Linked DNA regions of Homo sapiens: region 2 is linked to region 1. The links are chromatin contacts, found by Hi-C or POLR2A ChIA-PET in ENCODE. All regions are on one chromosome and are shown on one strand. Each heading gives the region's core, a stretch centred on a gene start or an enhancer-like site at or near the end of the contact. The rest is flanking DNA. Distances are from core to core; before and after follow the strand shown.

Region 1 (6,075 bases), core at 1,216-3,715:
TGTTTAACCCTTGTACATTTAAGGAAGTATTAAAGGAAATAAATACAGGAGAAAAGTGAACTGCTAAACATGCCTGAATACATCCTGTCATTAATGTCTGGATTTTATTTTTTACTTTTAATACATATGTTAACATTTTTAATGTAATAACTAATGTATAAAAATCACAATAACATTTACATAAGTTATATAAGGCATATCTGTGACTCCATCACTGATCTTACCTCAGTCAGCCCTTGCAGGAATGTGATTGTCCCCAAGCCCAGCCTGTGCCTCCGTTTTAAGAGGTAACTAACTCCTCTCCTAAATTTTATGCTTGTCATTCTCTTACATTTTTAGAAGTAGTTTAGTTCTTTTTAGTTAATGTTTCCCCAACAATAACATTGTATACTTTTGCTTGATTTTGAACATTCTATTTGTATCATGCTATATGTCATCTTCTGTGACTTATTTCATTTCACATTATGTTTCTAAAATGTCTTTCTATGCTTGTGAGTAGCTTTAGTTCATTCATTTTTAGGTTGTGTAATATTCCACTGCATAATTATTCTATAATATAATTCATTTAGTCACTCTCTTGTTGTTGGAAATTGGAAGGTTTTTCTTTTTTTCTTTTCAATTTTTACTGATACGAAGGATACTGTGATACATGTTTTATTCATTTCTCTTGGTATACATGCCCAACAATTCTTCTAGTTTCTAGGGTACCTAAGAGTGGAATTGCTTGGTCTTTGCATGTAAACTATTTAACTTGATATGAAGGTGTCAAACTGTTTTCCAAAGCGATTAATTTGATGTGTGTTCCCATCAGAAGTGTATTAATATCCATTCATTCAAATCTTTACCAATGTCTGGCAATGTCAGACTTCTGTATTTTTGTGCATTTAGTTTTTCACAGGTGTACTCTCTTCCTGATGTCTATTCTGTTCTGGTCAATAAATTTGACTCTGTGTCTATACCACACAGTATTAATTATTCTACTTTTGCCTTTTTTTCTCTTTTTGACAGAGTCTTGATCTGTGGCCCAGGATAGAGTGCAGTGGTGTGATCTCGGCTCACTGCAACCTCCGTCTCCCGGGTTCAAGTGATTCTCATGCCTCAGCCTCCCAAGTAACTGGGACTGCAGGCCCGCACCACCATGCCAGGCTAATTTTTTAGCATTTTAGTAGAGATAGGGTTACACCATGTTGTCTATGCTGGTCTTGAGCTCCTGAGCTCAGGCAATCCACCCATTCAGCCTCCCAAAGTGCTAAGATTACAGGCATTAGCCACCGTGCCGGGCCGGCTTTTTATGCAACTTGTCTTGACAACAAATTATCAATGTTCTCAAAATACACTTTGGGATTTTGCTTTTCAAAAGAGGCCAATGCCACCTCAATCACAGCTTTCAAACCTCCTAGCTCAAGGTTCAATGTCCTTTTCCTAGAGTCAGACAGTTGGCCCTGCCAGATTGCTGTGCACTGTCTCAGAGTATGATAGGACAATATTGGAGGTCCCAGATGTCTGCTCCTTCTGTCTCCAAGAGCCATCCTGGTCAACACCGTGTTGGCAGGTCAAAATATGTGCTGCTTGGCCATTTGCCCTTTTATGCATGATCCTGTAAATATCTGTAAGCCACCACTTACTTATCTACTCTCCCAATTATGAGCACCCAGGTTACCTCCAGTTGCTGGACACTACAAACCACACTGTCATCTTTGTGCATATATGCTTGCAAGCCTGTGTGAGGATTTATTTGAGATATATGCCCAGGAATGAAATGGCTGGATCATAGGTTATGTAGATACTTTATCTGCTTAAATAAGAACAGCAGCACCAATGTACACTTTCACATTACTCAACATCTTTACCTATGTGTCTCTGCATGCACAGGTATAAAGTCTGGAAAATTACAGTTTTGGCCTTACTCACACAACTTCCTGAAAATAATTTCTCAACCCTAGTCCCCATACATCATGAAAAGAGCCTTTCCTTATGACAATGTGGACTTGTGCTTCTTTGTCCCACCAGGTCCCTATCTATCTTTCTGCCTCCTCCCTATGCATGAAGCACCTCATCCTCAAATTTGGGGAGATCCTGTCCAATTTAAAAATTCTGCTACTCAATCATACTAAAATAGAAAGCTATGATTGATTTTGATGAGTATGACTATCTATTTGGGGTGGGAAGAAGAGATGAACATGGTTTGTTTTTTAGATGGTAAAAACAACTAAATAGAACACTAAGAGATGTGAGCAAGCACTAGAGTGGTGCCAAAATTGTTCTTCGCTCTGATCCCTCCGTTCAACAGATCTATAAAGCCCTTCCCAGTCTCTCTTCAGATGCCAGGGCTACGGGATTCCACTGGCTGTAGCACCTCATCGCCTGCTGTAGGCTCCATGACTCGTTTCCAGTCTGCCATCTTGTGGTCCTTCCTGTTGCTGCATTCATACTGGTTTACCGAGAGGGCAACAGTGGATTTAGTAGACTTCACGTAGCTTGCGTCGCTGCTCCTGTCTCCGTGTAACTCACAATAAAGAGATTTTGGCATCAACCGTGAGCTTAGGGGTAGAAGGGTATATGTTAGGAGGTGGGAGCAGAATCAATTCTTCAAATCTTAATGATGTAAGTCATAAAGATGTTTCCTCGAGCCACTGTTGATTCATTGTTAATGATTCATTGTTAATGATTCATTACTGCGTTTTCTGCAACACTAAGAAACCGTTGTTTCTACTAACTTTATAAAAAACATATAAGATAAAGAACAAGTGAAAATCCAGATTTTTTTAATGAGGTATGTATACCTTCGTGGAAAATTTGAAGACAGAGACAATGTTTTACTATTTTCATTTTTGCACCTACAGTTTCTAGCATAGGCTTGGCATCTTGTAAATATTCAATAAATGTTTGTTGAATGAGTGCGTTAATTGATTCTCCTACCAGTCTGAGCTATCAGTTATGTCTCTGTGGCTAGATGGACACCATGTCTTCCATCCCTGCCAAGAGTTCAACTGAATTCAAGTTTATAAATGGAAATGTGTGTGTATGAAGGAATTAAAACAATTCAGAAAATATAAAGTTTTAAAAACGACCTTTCCTAGACATAGTCATTGTTAATAACTGGGTATGTATCTTTCTAGACCTTTTCAATATTTCTATGTATTTACATATATAAATATACAAATCTATACACACATATAGATTTATTAAAACATAAAAGGGGTTTCTTTGGGAAATAGTTCTTGAATTTGCTTATTTTTCTTACAGTTAATACGTGTAGGAGATCATTCCATGTCCATATGTAGAAGTCTATAGCATTCTGTTTGGCAGATGGATAGCATTACATAGTATAAATGTCTCATAATGTTAAAATCATTTCCCCTTTAGTGGAAATCTTTGTTCTTACAATGTTTTCCTGTACAATTCTTGGCCATGAAACTTGGTACACAAATGTGTCTTTCTGTAGGTCAGTGTCCATGAAGTGGGGTTGCTGGTCAAAGTATATATTGTATTTAAAATTTTTCACGAATACTCCTAAATTTATTATGAATTGATACAAAGGCCTTGTCTCACGAATTAAGATTAATAAGAAATACGGAAATCATTATTACTTTTTAATTTTTAGGGATGTATTTGACATGATCCTAAATAATGTGGCTGGCTGAACTTCCTGTTTCCTAATCATTTGTATATCTTCTAGATACTTCTATATATGCTGGCTTGAAAAACTGGCACAGAGAAGCATAACTGGGCTTGGTTTTTCTTTTTCTCGTTTCTCCTATGGAGAATTCTAAGCAGCAGGTAGCACCCTGGAGCACTGTGTTTGAGCTCTGAGAGCGGTCCTTCTATGGATTCAACTGGTTCACAAAAGAAAACTTTTGCAGTATCAATATTTGATATATGTTTGACTTCATATTATTACATGACATTTCTTTTTGTCATGAAAAATGAATACTTATTTATTATAGAAAATATTAAAAATGCAGAAAAGTGTTAAAAATATAGAAATAAACTATAGTCTCATAAACCAGTGATAACTAACCTTAACATTTTGGTTTATATCTTACTAGATGTATACTGTTTTTAAACAAAATTGGGATGACACTATATTACCATTTTATAATCTGTTTTTTTCTCTCTACCTAAAAATATATTACAAACTTTCTGCCATATTAATATGGCATCACTTCAATGATTGGTTTAGAGAAAGCATAACCGTATAACACTTTCAGCTTACTCAGAATTTACAACTAGATCTCTGATGCTTCAAACTCATTTAAACACATATGATCTAAGGCAGAGAAATCCTACCTGTATGTTTGTATGTTCTCTGTCACTAATTAGAATAGCTATATCTTTCTGAGTAGTTACTACATACTAAATGTTTTGCAAAGCATGTGACATTATTTCTAATTGTCAAAACTACCTTCAGAAGTAGGTATTATTGTCAAAATTTTGCAGAAGAGGAAACTGAGATTCAAAGAGTTTCAGCAAATTGCTCAAGGACGCACAGTGAGAAAATGGTAGGGTTTAAATTAGAATCCAGGTCTATCTGCTTGTAAAACTCTTGCTTTTTAAAACTCTATCTGCTGTTTTGATATGCATAATATTTTCAAGTATGACTTCTGTTCTAAAAGTCGCTGTCTAATATTAACTTCATAATTGAGTTGAAAGTAATCTCTGAAAGGAATTAAGACGCTTTATTTATTTTCTTTAGCTACGTAAAAAAGTTAAAGCACAGTGTTTATTCTCTTTTCACTGATGAAAACAACGCTTTGCTTGCGGATGGGCAGAGAACTTCTGTAACAATTGGAACTAGAGCGCCATCTGTTGACTGTAGAGTTCTAGGCATTTAATACAGGAAAATTACAAATCTGATCATCACTATTACTTTCCTCAACAAAGAAAATGCCCTCAGCTGCTGGGCGCGGTGGTTCACTCCTGTAATCTCAGCACTTTGGGAGGCTGAGCGGATGGATCACCTGTGGTCAGGAGTTCAATACCAGGCTGGCCAACGTGGCGAAATTCTATCTCTACTAAAAATACAAAAATTAGCCGGGCACTGTGCCGCACACCTGGAATCCCAGCTGCTAGGGAGCCTGAGGCAGGAGAATCGCCTGAATCCCGGAGGCGGAGGTTGCAGTGAGCCGAGATCGCTCCTGCACTCCAGCGTGGGCGGCAGAGTAAGACTCCATCTAGAAAAGAAAAAACAGAAGAGCCCTCAGCAGCAATCTTGGATGAAAGGTCATTAGTTCTGACTTTAAAAGATCAATTTATAATTGATTTAAATTTCACTGAGATGAAATTTATAAAACATAAAATCAATCATTTTAAGGTCGACAACTCAGTGTAACCATCACCTACTTCTATCTAGTTCCAAAACATTTCCATCACCCCAAAGTAAAGTCCATTACCCATCAAGCGTTTTTTCTTGTTACCCCTTCCTCCACAGCCCTGACCACTGTCAATCTGCATTCTGTTTCTATAGATTTATCAATTCTGGATACAGTATTTCACATACATGGAATCATACAATACGTGATGTTTTGTGTTTCGCTTCTTTCATTCAACATGTTTTGTAGATATAGCCATATCGTAGCATGTTATCAGTACTTCATTTCTTTTTATGGCTGAATATTATTCTATTTTGTAGATATATACACAACAGAATATATATATGTCCCACAGTCGGTTTATCTATTCATCTGTTGATGAACATTAAGGCTGTTTCTACCTTTTGGCAATCGTGAATTGTGCTGCTGTGAGCATGAGTTACATTTACTTATTTGAGTATCTGTTTTCAATTCTTTAAGAAAATATCTAGGAATGGAATTGCATTAGCCCCGATTTTAAAATAAAAATGTGGATGAGAAATACCTGACAATAGACTCAAAGATGTTCGATGCAAAGTAAAATAATTATTTCAACGGCAGGAAAAAAAATCAGTAATGAATCTAAGGATGAATATTTTCTTATGCTTATTCACCACAGTGAGTAAGAAAAGTCACAGTGAGTTGAAAAGTCAGCCTGGTTTGAAAAAGTCACTTAACCTCAGCAGCCCTCAAATAACTTATCTTTACAATGAGGCCAATGCAA
Region 2 (6,075 bases), core at 1,220-3,719, 840 kb before region 1:
TAGACTCTTCTCACTGACACTTCAAACTCAACCTATCTGAATCTGATCTCATTAACCTCACTTCCAGATCTGCTTTTCTTTCAAATTCTTTCACGATCTACACAGTCACCAAAGCCAAACATTTGAGTGTCATTCTAGGCTCCTTCCTATGTGGCACCAAGTCTTACTGCTTTATCATTATGTTTTGTTTCATTTTGAGACAGGGTCTCACACTGTCATCTAGATTGGAGTACAGTGGTATGTACTGCAGCCTCCACCTTGTGGGCTCAAGCAATCCTCCTACCTCAGGCTCCTGAGTAGCTGAGACTACAGGCATGAGCCACCACAACGAGTTAATTTTTTAATTTTTATTTTGGAAGGACGAGATCTCACTATTTTGCTCAGGCTGGTCTCAAACTCCTTCTGCCTTGGCCTCCCAACGTGCTAGGCTTTAATTTTTTTTTTTTAATTTGCTGCCTTCTCTCCAACCACATTGTTTCTACTCCTCTTGTTTAAATCCTTATTATTGCTCACCTAGATGCCTACAACCTCCACCTAACTCAGTGCAAAATCCGAAAAGGCAGGAATCACCAGAGTTGCTTGTTCAAAACATAGATTACCCAACCTGCTCCAAATCATCTGAGTCAGCATCGAGTGCAAAGGGGTCTGGGGATCTGCATATTTTAGAAGCACCCCAGACGAGTCTGGTTATCAGGCAATTTTTGGAAACACTGTCCTTATTTGCCTCCCTGCCTCCAAGAGTTGCCTGCCATCATGCACTCCACTCTCCACACTGTTGCCAGACTGACCTGTTTAAAATGCAAATATAATCTTTTCACTTCTTTGCTTAAAATATTTCCAGAGTTCTTCATGGTGTCTAGGAAAATAACCACATTCCTTACCAAAGCCTTCAAGTCTCTCCGGCCTTATCTTTTGATGCTCCTCAGTCATGGACCCTGCGTTCTATTCTTTACTGTCTTCTAAATGCAGCATGCATGCCGTTTCAAGCTATTGCACCAGCCGTACCTGCCACCCAAGACACTCGCCATCCTCCCCCTGTATTTATTCATCACACACTTATGTAACACTTAAGTGAGACACACTCTTCCAAGTACTTTGGGAATATCAATGCATTTATTCATCCTTACAAACCTGGGATAGGTAAGTGGTAGGTACTATTGTTACCCCCACTCATAGAGAAATTGAGGAATCTGAGGTTGAAGAATTGAGAAATTGAGGTTGAAATTGAAGAACTGAGAAATTGAGGTTGGGAACCTTGCCTGGGGTCATGCATAGTTACTGGAAAAAACAAGACTTGAGCCCAGAGAGCCTGGCTGTAGAATCCACGCATTTAGCAACCATGTTCTAGTGCCTCTCCTTCATCTGGCTAAACCCACTCTTTCTCAAATCTCAGCTCAGCAATTAATACTTCCCAGAAGCCTTCTTTGATTTCCCAGTCTGAATTGGCATTTTGAATGGGCTTATTTTTGTCATGGCACTTACAGTACTGTACAGTAAAAAAAAGAAAGAAAAAAGTTCATTTTCTTCTCTGACAAACTAGACTAAGTTTCTTTTCTTTCTTTCTTTCTTTTTTTTTTTTTTTTCTTTTTTTTGAGACAGAGTTTCATTCTTGTCACCCAGGCTGGCATGCAATGGTGTGATCTCGGCTCACTGCAACCTCTTCCTCCTGGGTTCAAGCAATTCTTCTGCTTCAGCCTCCTGAGTAGCTAGGATTACAGGCACCCACCACCACGCACAGCTAATTTTTGTATTTTTAGTAGAGACGGGGTTTCACCATGTTGGCCAGCCTGGTCTGTCTTGAACTCCTGACCTCAGGTGATCCACCCGCCTCGGCCTCCCAAAGTGCTGGGATTACAGGCGTGAGCCACGGCACCCAGCCTAGACTAAGTCTCTTAACAGAGGAAGAGATATTTGTTGTGTCTCCAAAGCCTAGCCCAATGCCCAGCATGAATAAGTAACTAAGTATGTGTTGAATTTAAAAAAAAAAAAAGAATAAATGCATGAATGAATGAATCTGTACATGAATTTACAAGCAAGCAGCAAGGGACATCAATAACAAACAATCTGAACAGTCTGCCACTGAATCGCCAAGTCACCTGTATACAATTTTATGAGGCGTTTCCATTTTTGGCGTAGGAGATGGCCTATCTAGTATCAAAAATAAACTTTAGGAGTCTTTCTACAAATTTGACAGATTTTCATGGGAATTCAAATTAAATGCATGATTGGACATTTATTTGTTTAATCTACTCAGTAGGTTTCTTTTATTTTCCTGTGTCAAGCATGAAAGTTAAAACTATTTCTAGGCCTTTCATCTTAGCTTGGCTTTCCCCTTAATTTCTTTGCTCCAGAATGTTGAACAAAACAGGTCCCTTTTTGTGGTTGGAAAGTTTGGCTTTACATAGAACCTTTCAACACACAACTGTCAGCACCTGATTATGGGCCATTTTTTAGCCTATGACTTTCACTTCCTTCCTTAAATAGGTCTTTCAGATGAATCATCTTTAGCCACTCTGTGATTATGCAGGGATCAGATACGCAGTATAGAAATGAACAGGATACACTGAAGTCCCTTCTATCTTGTATCATTTTGTGCTCTGATTTGGGGGGGGTTCATTTTTTATGCAATAAAAATGTGATTGACTACTGTGTGCTGGCTTTTGTTCGAGCTGTCAGTTCATTAGCACTTCCAACTAGAGTGGGAAGAAGCAGAGAACTGGATAAAGCTCACGTCCACTAGTTTTGAGCTGTTTAGCATTCCTAGTTCGGAGACAAATTTGGTGGGAAAAGACTTGGATGAGACTTATTTGTCCAACTCTTTTTCTATACCCCATGTAATTATTAAACTGTATGTGTGTATATGTGTGTATAAGCAGTCAACCAGCATAGTTGCAGAGCCCCTTAGCTACTCAAAAATTCATCCCTCAACCCGTAATTTATGAATACTTCATCAAATTCATTCCTACAATACACATGCTGATGGTCATAGCTATTTACTTATTAGATCAATTTTAGAAAATATTATGTTTGGGTAAATAATCTCTTTAATGGTGGTTTATTGTGTCACGTGTATACATGGTCCTGAATATTAATATGAAAGAACCCACTTTTTTTCCTACGAGATAAGAAAAATCAAGGTACCAAAACCTACAATGCTGAAATGTACTAGAATGGATTAAGGAAAGAAGAAATTTGCAATAGGGATTCTTGTCTTTTATCTTCCATATGAATGACATCCTAAATATATATGATGCTGACCTACATTTCTATAGTTGAAGGCTATTTTCTGAGTGAAATCAGCTACAATGAAATGTGCAGTAACAGACATACAAAAAGGAATAGGCAACAGAACTCAAATTGAAGAATTAAATGGGCAAGAGGTGAACAGAATAAAGTGCAGAACCTCATATTTGGTAGGCTTTAAGAAAGATTTTTACCTCTTAAGGACAGAAAAACTACTCCTTTAAGAGTTTTGCCAAGTCTGCAAAACAAGATTCTGGCTTTGTTCAGCTTCTTCCTCTCCTCTATCTTCTGAGAAGAGAAGACATGTTAAAAGAAAGCAATGCTTTGGCATCAGTAATGGAGAATTGTCAGAGAACCAACAGAAAGAAGCAATGCCTGCAAGGTGGTAGGAAGAAGAAAAAGACTTCACAGGAGAGGGTGGGCAGAGGAAAGTAAAAACAGCCCAAGCTGGAGGCAGAGGAAATGGCTCAGGGGAGAAGCTAGGAGTGAGAATAGCTGTGGGGTGTGAAGGCAGCTTGTAGAAAAGAGAAAAGAACATTTTTTTAGGAAAATTTCTGAGAGCTATGTGTCCCTGATATGGTTGGGATGTTTGTCTTCTCCAAATCTCATTTTGAAATGTGATCCCCAATATTGAAGGTGGGGCCTGGTGGGAGGTGTTTGGATCACAGGAGCGGATCTCTCATGAATGGTTTAGCACCATCCCCTTGGTAATGAGTGTGTTCTTGCTCTCAAAGTTCACGCAGGATATGTTTGCTTACAAGAGTGTACCGCCTACCCCCCTCTCTTGCTCCTGCTCTCATCATATGTGTGCTGGCTCCCCTTCCCTTTCACCATGACTGTAAGCTTTCTGAGGTTCTAGCCAGAAGCAGATGCTAGGGCCATGCTTGTACAGCCTGCAGAACCAGGAGCCAACTAAACCTCTTCTTTACAAATTACCCAGCCTCGGGTATTTCTTTACAGCAATGCAAAAATGGACTAATACAATCCCCTTCATGATACGTGAGAAATACATGTAAAGTATTTGAGATATTCTGAAATTATTATTGGTGGCTGAGTTCCTTTGAACGTGACACTGCCTTGGATCAGAACTACATGGCTCATCCCTTTATTAACATTACACATCTTTTGGAAAAGGAGCACAGTGAAGTTATTAGGAAAACCATCTTCATCATATCCTAGTAGGATTTTAGGCCTCTGGAGGACTTGGTAGAAGTCCTTGGAGTCTTTACATTAACTCATTCTATACTCAGAGCACATTCTTCCTCCTCCTTTTCCCGTTTTCATTTACTGTTGTGTCCTTGTTGGTATACAAACAACTTACTAGACTAAGGTTCTTGATGCCAATAACTGTGGTCTTTTTTATCTTTGTATTCCATGTTATATCCAGCAGAACACCAGGCACGTGATTAGATATTCAATTAATTGAACAATCAATTCATTCTAGGATACACATAAAGTTATACTAAATAAAGCAAGTTAAAATGTAATGAGAGGCCCACTTTCAGAGGCTGCGGCAGGCAGATCACTTGAGGTCAGGAGTTCAACACCAGCCTGGCCAATATGGTGAAACCTCATCTCTACTAAAGATACAAAAATTAGCCGGGCATGGTGGCTCATGCCTATAATCCTAGCTACTCAGGAGGCTGAGGCAGGAGAATCACTTGAACTCAGGAGGTGGAGGTTGCAGAGAGCCAAGATACTGCCACTGCACTCCAGCCTGGGTGACAGAGCAAGACTCAAAAACAATTAAAATTAAAATTAAAAAAATTAAAAAAAAATTAAAAATTAAATGAGAGAAAGCCCAGTAGATTTGTTTTTGTTGCTGGCATTCCCATTATTATCATTTCATTATTGATCTGATCAAATATTCTGGTTCAACAATATACTTAGAATCTAAGAACTACAACTTTTCTTGTTTACTTTACCAAAGTGTCTTCACTGTGGCAATATATTTAGAACTCATTGACTATTACTATACTTTCACACTTCAGAAAATATCACTAAGAGACTCTTCTGCTAGTAGCAGTTATATAAGTAGCATTAATAATACATGCATTTTCCAATCTTCTTGTCTAAAAATTAACTACCAAATAGGCCAATTTTAATTCTCTCAATTTTATAAAAATACACATGAGATCATAGCTATAGCTTTCACACTCATTGTTTCATTTGTCTGGAAATCCTTTTTGTCTCATTATCTCTTATCCATCTACATATAATCCTAACATAATGAAACACACCAAGCCATCTCTGAATCCAAAATAGCAGTACGCTGGGTCTGGTATATAACACTAAGATTTAATGGCTTGGTAGGAGCACATATTGAGAATCTGGATGGAAGGCACTGTGTTCTAGTAACTGTAGGGAGTTAAAAAGGAATCAGAGGCCCGGCGTAGTGGCTCACACCTGTAATCCTAGCACTTTGAGAGGCTGAGGTGGGTGGATCACTTGAGGCCAGGAGTTTGAGACCAGCCTGGACAACATAGTGAAACCCTGTTTCTACTAAAAATACAAAAAAAAATTAGCTGGGCATAGTGGTATATGCCTATAATCCCAGCTAGTTGGGAGGCTGAGGCAGGAGAATCACTTGAATCCGGGAGGCAGAGGTTGCAGTGAGCCAAGATCGCACCACTGCACTCCAACCTGGGCGACAGAGCATGACTGTCTCCAAAAAAAAACAACAAAAAAGGAGTAAGAGCATTTTACTCTGACAACAAGGAACTTACATACAATATGCATAAAACGTCACTGTGACACGAAATAACAAACATTAAAGAATGCATGTACACACATATTTCTGTCACACATTCCCAAACTTACATTGTAAATTGT

Evidence for each region. A loop is a pair of places that touch in the nucleus more often than their neighbours do. ChIA-PET counts read pairs that join two places held with the same protein, here RNA polymerase II (POLR2A). Pooled maps may share reads with other maps.
Region 2: a pooled map shows a loop between it and region 1 (5-fold over the local background). The contact joins the enhancer-like site here to the promoter of LINC02458 in region 1. A Hi-C loop is called at or near these places in 1 of 168 maps with a recorded cell type or tissue (naive thymus-derived CD4-positive, alpha-beta T cell) and 8 of 50 pooled maps. POLR2A ChIA-PET finds 5 or more read pairs at or near these places in 1 of 52 experiments (A673).

What each region holds. Positions count from the first base shown.
Region 1 is chr12:89,016,082-89,022,156 of GRCh38, reverse strand. It overlaps LINC02458 (long intergenic non-protein coding RNA 2458), which reads left to right and starts at 2,465. Exons shown (of 3, transcript NR_038385.1): 1 at 2,465-2,604.
Region 2 is chr12:89,853,010-89,859,084 of GRCh38, reverse strand. No RefSeq gene overlaps it. Among named protein-coding and RNA genes, the nearest start is that of LINC02399, 92 kb to the left of the region's middle. RefSeq lists an enhancer at 981-1,030. Within about 2 kb of position 2,469, at least 4 of the 41 ENCODE cell types and tissues checked have a DNase peak (open chromatin) inside an H3K27ac peak, as active enhancers do.